Linked DNA regions of Homo sapiens: region 2 is linked to region 1. The links are chromatin contacts, found by Hi-C or POLR2A ChIA-PET in ENCODE. All regions are on one chromosome and are shown on one strand. The core of a region is the stretch at or near the end of the contact, and the rest is flanking DNA. Distances in the headings are between cores, read along the strand shown. Region 1 has its middle 650 kb from the start of IGFBP3. Region 2 has its middle 530 kb from the start of IGFBP3.

Region 1 (4,859 bases), core at 513-3,012:
CTGCAAAGGCAAGAGAGTATGGTGAGTATTACAGTCCTTGGTCCCAGATGCTCTGCAGGGCCCAACTCACTGTTTGCTCCTTTCCAGAAAACTGCTTGATTTATCTTCAAGAAGTCTGACCAAGGCAGGTGGACTGGAATTTAAGAAGAAAAAGAGGTGAAGCACACTCAAAATGACTGAGTTTCTGTTAGAGTCTAAGTGCTTCATACCAGTTATCTCATTCAGACTTACATAATAAATGAAACAGTTCATATAATCTTCATCTGTATGAAAATAAATAGGAAAGCAATTGAGCTTGATGACTGCCTAAAGATGGAGGTGGCAAACGAAAGGTTCTGGAGTTCAACCCCCTCCTCGATCCAGCTTGGAGGCTGGGCTCTCCCCTGTATCAGGGGCTACTCTCGTGTTTTTAGAGTTTCACAGGTAAATCCTTTGCTTCCAGTAAAAATTCAATAGGTAGAAGAGCCAAAGGTTGAGGCATAGGAAGATGACATATCTGTTCCCCAAGATGTCTCCAGGGCAAGTTGGGGTCCCCCAGGTCCACATCCTCATGATGTCTGCATCAGGTCACCATGGATTGAGCAGGCCCCGGCAGTGAGCACAATGCTAGAAACATGAGCACCCACCCCCAGGCTTGGCTGGTGTCTCTGTCCCTGCCACCTGCACTGCCCCTGTGACTCAAACCTGGGTCTGCCTTGCACCTCCATTCTGCTTCTCCTCCTCACCTTGACATCACCCCCTTAAAAGGTTTTGTTGCACTGATAGGGCAGCCGGCAGATGGGCAGCCTGGCTGGTCTCTGAAGAAAGTCTGAACAGACACTGCCTGCCTTGCCCACTGATTGGATTACTCCCCTCACTCCAGAACAAACCTCAAGGCTGAAGTTTGAATCCCTGAGCAGCCTCTGCATTTCTTGTGCAGCCATCCAGAACGTTAGCTTCCTGCCTGCTGCACTGTGTCTGTGGCAGCCCTGGATCGCACTGTGTCCCCCAGCACCACTCCCACAAAATGCTCTGCCTCTGAGTCACAGTCCCTGCCTGTCCTCTTCCATGCAGGTAGCTTCAGAAGCTGTACCCCAGGCAGGATGGCCTGAGCACACTGGGGGCCTACATTGCCTTTCCCTCTCAGGTTCCATCCACAAGAGTGTGATGTGTTCAGTTGCCTTTGTTGGCTCCCTGTGTCCATTGCTGGGGGCAAGGACATGCGGCAGAGACGGAAGATAGAGACAGTCTTGTATGATCATGTTTAGAGCCCTCGTCACAACTTGCTGCTCAAGGCAAGTGGAGAGGCCAGGACAGCACATGCAATGGCAATGAATAAATCCACATGCTCTATAAAATATTGGAAACTCGGGATGACAGCTGAGCTTCCTTGAGCTCAGGGTCAGCCTTTTTCTTCAGCTCCTTCACGTTATGTTCCTGAGCAGAAACAAACAAACGCACTTTGTAGAACGGCATGTGGGGTTAAGGAGGCCTGCATGTCTGTGGTGACAATCAAAATAACTGATAAACTCGGATGGGATGTGTCTATTAAAATAGTGGTAGCTGCCTCTCAGGACTGCCCACTGCCTGCCAAGTTAGGAACATGACCTCACATCCGTACACCAACCCTGTGAAGGGAGGGGCCGGATGCCCATTTTATAGAGACATTGTCATGAACTCCTGGAACTAAGGTCAGACTTGAGGTCTTCCCAGTTTTCAGGACTGTTTAAGCTCTGTACTCTTGGACTGCCTTGGGACCCGCCTGTAACTCTTGTACCTTCATGCCTGCACCTCACCCTGTAATGTAAGCTCTCCAGGTACATGAGCCCCACCTACCTCCCCATACAAACACACCCACATACTCCCCCACCCCAGAGGGTGTTCAAAAGCTCTATCTATCCTTCAGGGTCTGGTATAAATGTACTCTTCCTTATTCTAACCCCAGCACCTTGTTTCTTAAAGTGCAATTCAATGTTTCCCACTTCCAAAAAGCATTTATTTTTATTAGTGAGTTAATATCATCTGAGAAATAATGACTCAAGACTGTCCCTAGAAAAAGTGACCCTAGCTGGCCATCATTTGTCGTGGTATGGAGATGAGTGAGGAGAGAACATGTTGAATTGAGGAGAATACCCCAGAATGCGTCCCTAGACCTAGCTACAGAGTAGGAATGCAATAAACAAAGCCATTGTTGACTGGCTGGCTCAGCCTGTGATAGGCGAGGCTGTTTCAAGGGAGCTGCTGCACCACAGACTGAAGCCTGACCTTGATCCCTACACACCTTCCCACCTAGACCCAGGGGAGCTATCTCCTAGACTGGAGAAAGATGCATACCCCACCGGAGCTATTTCACACTGCTCACAGCTCCGGGCCAGCAAAGATGAAGAAGCGCTATAATCATTGAAACAAGGCCAGTAGCTGTCATTGTCCTATAATAACAGAGCAACACAGTTTTCTTGGCTTCATGGAAGACTGCCTATTAGGAGGTCATCTGAGGGAAGCCAGCCATCCATTATGAGCGCCATATCATATTTCCCCCCCATATTTTGTCTTAATTTTCTAAAGTTTCTTAGAGGAAAAGTGGCTTATGCTAGGCTGATGGTTTCTCTTATCCCAAAATAGTATGGGAGATTCTTTTTAAGGAATCTCATTATCGAGTTTACCTCTTGTTTCCACAGCTCCTTTTCATTCAGTCAGTCCTTCATTTATTTATTTGCCGACGTAAAAGGGCCATCAGCAAAGATCTGTGGGGTGACTCTTTCACACATAATAAACCAATCAGCCTCTTCAATGCAGTAAACATTCTGTAACAGGAATTTTTACATAATCTACGGCTTCCAAGTTTCTCTGGCTTATGGAGTTCCCCGGGGTTGTGGGGATGTAGAGATGGATGATATTTGGTCCCTAAGCCCAATGTGCTTACAGCTCAATGGAGGGGACAACTTATAACATGTGAAAAAAAACAAGGTCAGTTCTAGAGCAGAAATACAGTTAAATCTGTTGGAAGAAGCCACAAAATCTTCATGAAAAAGGTATAAGGTAATCCAGGCCATGAAGGGGATAGGATGTCACAAGTGAAAAGAAGTAGAAGGCATTATCTTTAGTGGTACCAGGAATGGTAGAAGAAGTCATAGTAGTTATAGGGGATGGACAGTTGTATTTAGCGGAAGCACAGAAGATACTTTCATTTCCATGAGATCAGAAACAAATGTTAAATATAGTTATTGATATATATACATAAATGTTCACACGTAGGCACCGAAGACTGTATTCTCTGAAGATATGTGTCTTAAACAAGGGCGTCACTCTTATCAGGCCAGGTGGGGCTCCCATTTGGAAATTACAGTAATATATTATCCATTAACACCAGAAAGAGGTAAGAGGAAACTAAGAAGCACCCCGCAAGGCTGGACCAAATTACAAGGCAGAATTGAAGGGAGACTTATAAACACCTGAACCATCTGTTTCTTAATTTGCAACATTTGGGCAGCTTTTAAAGGCACAATCCAGCATTTAAGTAATCTTCATTGTTCATTTGTTCAGCTCCCGTGTTCCAGACATTACATTTTTTATTAAATGGCAGTTTCTTAGGCTCAATTCAGATGGTAATAATTTGGAAGATCACTGACAAAGTGATGACATCCTAAGTTTTCTTAACTTGAAATCTTTGCTCCCCTCCCTAGGAATTATAGGAAAAGCTGAGTGTGTGCACCGAAGCTTATTTTTCTAAGGAGAGGATGCCAATGTCTCATGAGATAGTCAGAGGATTCTACGATCTCCCCAAAGTCAAGGATTGCTGTCTCTAAACATGTTACAAATGATAAATATAGAGCAGAATGCCTGCCCAGATAGGCCATCTTCTTAAGAAAGGAGGGGAGTGCTTTTATAATGTCAGGACTCCTATTCTTTGAAAAACTGCTTTATGGATATAATAAGTAGAGAATTGAGAATCACAGATACAGTTCACATTGAACAGGACAGGGAGCCTGAACACTCACTCAGGCTTAAGTTCTGAAGCTCATGACTTATGCTAACTTCCTGTAGGATGGTAGGTAATTCACTGATTCTGCTTGTGATTGTTTCCTTCATCTACAAGCCAAATGGCTGAAATACCTGGGCTGTAAATTATGCCCAGCAATTGAATCTCTAAAATATTCTTAAAGAGTATGTTTACGTATTTGGGCTTTATATACATACTTTTAAACTTTTACATGCTGAGGAATTTGCTCACATATTTACGTTTATCTACATGTGTTTTATATTACATGTTTACTCTCCTTGATGTCCTCAGGCCTCCTAGTCAAACACGTAACTGAACTTAAGCTCATTACCTGCTAGACTTTACGTGCAAATTGTGAATAGAGACCTAGCTCAGAATGTACTTAGTTTTTCTCCTGTTGCACAATACTTAGTCATTTTCAAAGGGCTTTATTTAAATTCTATTAATGGACTAGATTAAAATATGTTTCAAGAGGATAAAGAAAATGCATCTACATCTGATAAAATGAAATATACCCAGTGATCTCATAATTCACTTGGGGAAAAAAACACATGATGAGAAAGGAAATGTGATACTCACATGAAATACACCAGGTTACAGAGGCAGTGGCTGCCCTCTCTTTTGTCATTTGCCTAGATGCACTGTGCAAAATGTGTCTTGTCTTGATTAGGCCTAGCAAGGCTGAAATAAATCATTAAATACTGATAAGCAGAGGCTTTGTAAGTGGAAAGAGGTGTATAATTGTCCCATGATCACGCTCAACATTCCTGCCTCATTAGATACCTGAGAAATATGAGGCTTGGCTGACAGGTACTTGAGGGAACTACGCCACCTCACTCCACCCAACTAATCACATTCAGATTCTGAAACTTTCATAGCC
Region 2 (5,162 bases), core at 645-3,144, 110 kb after region 1:
ACCAAAACTATTTAACCCCAAAATATACTTCTTTGACATATTTTGAGATGGCTGTTCAGAGGTCCTGCAGATAAAAGTAGCCTTGCAAAGCTGTCTTTTGTGGGGGAAATTTCCTCAGTAGAGGAAATAAAGTGAAATAAACAATGGATGCAAGTAGGCTTTCTCTGGAGGCCCCTGTGTCTGGATCTAGAAAAGATTAACTGAGAGTCTGATACCCTTAATGGTCTGATGAAAACCATTACCACTGATTACCATCTACTCTCTCTGAGGGCTGCTACCTGGGGTTTCATCTGCGTGAAGTTTCCAACTGCTTTTGCCCTACACTTTTCCTTTATTCCCTTTCCCATAACCTGTCTTGCCCTATTCCAAGCCCCTCTTCTTTCTGTAACCTCAGGATGGATGAAACTTGTACCATCTGGTCCTTTCTTTGAGTTTTCTTATTTTTTATGACTTCCATTTACACATGTGCATGTAATATATTTGCATGCCATTTTTCCTATTAATTTGTCTATTATCAGTTTGTTTTATATATTCAAATTATCCAGACTTCAACGGGAAAATTTAAACTTTCCTACAGTCCCAACACACTTCTGTGAGCACTTTTAAAGCTCCTGGGATGAAACTACCTTTGCCAAAATTAGAACAGTGAGAAAATTATGACAGTGAAAGAGATCTGATCTAGCAAAACTGTCTTGCCTTTAACCTCTTAACTACCCTTAATCATTCCTGGGTTTAGGCCAAGATAACTTTGGGAGACATTTAGTTTATAGTTTAAATAATAATAATAGTCCTTCCCCAAAACTAAACTGACTTTGTAAAGCTAGTGAAAAACCATCAGGTTAGATGGATGAGAAGCCTGAATTCTGCCAAGGTATAGACTTAAAAACAATTACCAGCCATTATTCCGGATGTCACAAGATATGAAATTTCACTAATTACTCCTGCAGATAACATCATTATTATGGAACTGAAGATTAGCCTTTGAGATGTCTTTTCAGGTTTTTGCATTTCTAATGATGATGGCTCCACCTGGACCCACCAGCCATCCTGTGGCCCCACCCAGAAGAGAACCACTATCCACACCCCCATTCCCTTGCCCGCCAAACTATTCTGGAAAAACCCTAGCCCCCAAGTTTTGGGGGAGTTGATTTGAGTAATAACTTTGTCTTCCAGGTGGCATGGCTGGCCTCATGTCAATTAAACTCTTTATCGAAGTGCTGTGGTCTTAGTCAATTGGAGTTGTTTGTGCAACAGGCAGTAAGAACTCGTGGGGTGTTTACAGGGAGAGTACCAATTAACACAATAGTTACAATGAACACTCAAGATGTGAGATATAATAATAAATATTTTATTTGTGCTTCTCTGCCTTCCCCTGCGAGTCACCATTGTGAGTCTCTTTATGTCTTTGAATTTTCTGTTTTTCTACTTTTTACTGTATTTTTCTTGATTTATAAAGATAATACATGCTCTTTAAACAAAACTCAAATATTATATAACTAAGAAAAATAAATGTTTCAATAATTTTATCTTTTAAGTTAATGATATTGATGCAAATTATTTCACATTTTTCTTTTACATACTTCTCCCATTAAGAATTAGCTATTTTATTATTATTAGCTCCTTTATATTAAATAATGGAATCACTGAATATCTAGAAATCAACAAATCCTTTCTAGATACCATGGTTAAGCATAGCTTGGCTTGGTAAGCAAAACACATATTCTGAATACTTAAAACCAAAATCTTTGGGATGTTTTTTCTCTTGGCTCATGTGCAATTCCATAACACTGACGCATAACATTCCATTAAGTTAGATGCCAGTGGGAAAGTCTCACGTGACTATGCTGCATGTTCAGTCTCTAGACACACTCTGTCCATGTCTGCAGCTGAGCCTTTCCCTTAAGCATTTTTCTGACCCTGGACACATCTGGACTCCTGCCGTGGTGTGAGCACCTCACAGGCCCTGCCCTTGTTCAGTCTGTGTCTGTTTCTCTAACTCCAGGCACAGTGCCTGGGCTAAACTGAATAGATTCTCAAGAATTCTTGTGAAGCACAGTAATAGGTACATTTTACAAGGAAAACCAAGAAGAAATGCAGGTTGATATATATCATAAGCCAAAATTCGGGTGTGCAGATTGGATCCAAGAAGTGTGTGAGTCAAATGGACTACGACAACTGGCTTCACTCCAGCAGCTTGATTAGAGCCCTGGGCAAAGAAGTGTCTGGTACTCTCTGCCACACCACACACCTTGGCATGCTTAGGTTCCAGGGCACCGTGGGTAATCCTTGGCACTATTTTTTTTTTTTGAGATGGAGTCTCGCTCTGTCGCCCAGGCTGGAGTGGAGTGGTGCAATCTCAGCTCACTGCAAGCTCTGCCTCCCGGGTTCATGCCATTATCCTGCCTCAGCCTCCAGAGTAGCTGGGACTACAGGCGCTGGCCACCACGCCGGGCTAATTTTTTGTGTTTTTAGTAGAGATGGGTTTCACCGTGTTAGCCCTTGGCACTATTTTTATATGGTACAGCCATAAAATGGAATGAGTTTGTAAAAGTGAGACCCTATGATGAAGAGTTTGTGACTGTCAAAGCTGTGGACAATGTTAGGGTTAAAGGGAGAGCGCATTCGCTATTTTCCAGTATCTAAATAGAGGTCATGTAGAATTGAAGACCACTCTCATTTGGACTGACTTCAAAAGATAAATTTATAAGATGTGACAAAATAAGATTTAGTGTATTATGAGGAATGTTCTATATGATTCTTCAGGTGCACCCTGTCCAGTTGAATCCCAGTTGCCTGGAGGGATGACCCACTGATTAGTAGCCTTTACAGCTTTCCTTCCTCCCATGCCTCACCTCCCTATTCTCTCTCTTGTGCTTCTTGGGGAATCACCTCCAAACGGAACCTCTTGCACTTAAGATCTTGCTTCAGGATCTACTTTTAGGTAGAATCTAAACTAAGACATCTATTCCTGCAGGTGTGGGGCTAGGTTATGGAGTATATCCTAGTCCTCACTGTTGAAGAGCACGGTCTGTTTGGAGCAGATGGACATTACAATGAAAAAGGACTGTGAGAGGGATTCCATAAGGTCATAAGACACATGAAGCAGGTGGTAATCAATTCCACTCAGGATGCTGAAAGAAGACTTACAGAAGTGTCCCCTTGAGAGGGAACTTGAAGAATAAGCAGAAACTGACCAGGCTCATAATAGATTAGCAGTGTTTCTGGCACAGAAAATGCCATGTGCACAGAGAAGGAGGCTGCAAGCAACCACAAGACAATCAGGAGTGACTCCAGGAAGACTGAACAGCAGCCTGGGAAGCCACGGGAAAACAGAAGGAGACGGAACTGCAGAGCTTGAGCTTGCCAGGAGCAGAATGTAGAAAGCCAAGCTCTGGGCTGTGAGAATTTGGCTGCTATAGTATAAGCAGTGGGGGGACTTTAGAAGATTGAAATTAATAATAATAAAACAAATACAAAGAGAGTAACATAATCAACTGCCATTTTAGAGAGCGAGAACTTTATTTGCAATGTGAAGAACATGAATTGTCAGTAGGGAGTTCAGAGAATAATGTATTAAAATTATACCCCTCAGAAATTATTAGTGTCTTGTCCAGGATAGGGACTGTAGAAGGCAGAGAAGAAAGAAGGGTTATGAAGAATGTATTGGAGATACAATCAACACCACGTAGGATGGATTGAAGGAGTGTATGTATAAGTGCATGCACATCTGTGAATGGTGATGCATTGATAAGAACTATTAAGGCAGACACTTAGATTTTGCTCTTGGGTGATTGGAGCAGTTAGGAGATGTGACTAAGTAAATATGTAGCAGATGAGATAACTCTCCAATCATCTGTTGACTCTGAGCTGGAAATGTCCGGGAGACAGTTGGGAACATCTCCGCGGCCCAAGGGAGAAGTCCAATCTGTGCACATGGATTTCTTCATCCTCTGTACAAAGAATAACCCTAGAAGAATAGAAGAGAAAAAAAATGCCAACTCTGAAGAACATTAATTAAAACAAATTTCAGATTTTATGGTAATGACTCCATGGTTTTCTATTACATGACTATTAACCAGCCCTTAGGAAATGGACGTTTGTTGTCAAGTATTTCAATTATATAAAGAACATAGAGTTCATTATAGATTCTGGATATTAGACCTTTGTCAGATGAGTAGATTGCAAAAATTTTCTCCCATTCTGTAACAAATTTACAAGAAAAAACAAACAACCCCATCAAAAAGTGGGCAAAGGATATGAACAGACACTTCTCAAAAGAAGACATTTATGCAGCCAAAAGACACATGAAAAAAATGCTCATCACCACTGGCCATCAGAGAAATGCAAATCGAAACCACAATGAGATACCGTCTCACACCAGTTAGAATGGCGATCATTAAAAAGTCAGGAAACAACAGGTGCTGGAGAGGATGTGGAGAAATAGGAACACTTTGACACTGCTGGTGGGACTGTAAACTAGTTCAACCATTGTGGAAGTCACTGTGGTGATTCCTCAGGGATCTAGAACTGGAAATACCATTTGACCCAGCCATCCCATTACTGGGTATATACCCAAAGGATTATAAAACATGCTGCTATAAAGACACATGCACACATATGTTTATTGCGGCACTATTCACAATAGCAAAGACTTGGAACCAAGCCAAATGTCCAACAATGATAGACTGGATTAAGAAAATGTGGCACATATACACCATGGAATACTATGCAGCCATAAAAAATGATGAGTTCATGTCCTTTGTAGGGACATGGATGAAGCTGGAAACCATCATTCTCAGCAAACTATCACAAGGATAAAAAACCAAACACCACATGTTCTCACTCATAGGTGGGAATTAAACAATGAGAACACATGGACACAGGAAGGAGAACATCACACACCGGGGCCTGTTGTGGGGTGTGGGGAGGGGGGACAGATAGCATTAGGAGATATACCTAACTTTAAATGACGAGTTAATGGGTGCAGCACACCAACATGGCACATGTATACATATGTAACTAACCTGCACATTGTGCACATGTACCCTAAAACTTAAAGTATAATTTAAAAAAAACACAGAAATTAATATACTTGTATATATGTCTTTTCCAACTTGTAAAATTAGCTTATTGAGGTAAATTTATAAAATAGAGCTGTACAT

Evidence for each region. Hi-C counts contacts between places; a loop is a spot of excess contacts on that map. ChIA-PET counts read pairs that join two places held with the same protein, here RNA polymerase II (POLR2A). Pooled maps may share reads with other maps.
Region 2: a map of mammary epithelial cell shows a loop between it and region 1 (2.4-fold over the local background). The contact joins two enhancer-like sites. A Hi-C loop is called at or near these places in 3 of 168 maps with a recorded cell type or tissue (MCF 10A, PC-9 and mammary epithelial cell) and 1 of 50 pooled maps. POLR2A ChIA-PET finds 5 or more read pairs at or near these places in 1 of 52 experiments (PC-9).

What each region holds. Positions count from the first base shown.
Region 1 is chr7:46,565,399-46,570,257 of GRCh38, reverse strand. No RefSeq gene overlaps it. Among named protein-coding and RNA genes, the nearest start is that of IGFBP3, 650 kb to the right of the region's middle. Within about 2 kb of position 1,762, at least 3 of the 41 ENCODE cell types and tissues checked have a DNase peak (open chromatin) inside an H3K27ac peak, as active enhancers do.
Region 2 is chr7:46,453,148-46,458,309 of GRCh38, reverse strand. No RefSeq gene overlaps it. Among named protein-coding and RNA genes, the nearest start is that of IGFBP3, 530 kb to the right of the region's middle. Within about 2 kb of position 1,894, at least 2 of the 41 ENCODE cell types and tissues checked have a DNase peak (open chromatin) inside an H3K27ac peak, as active enhancers do.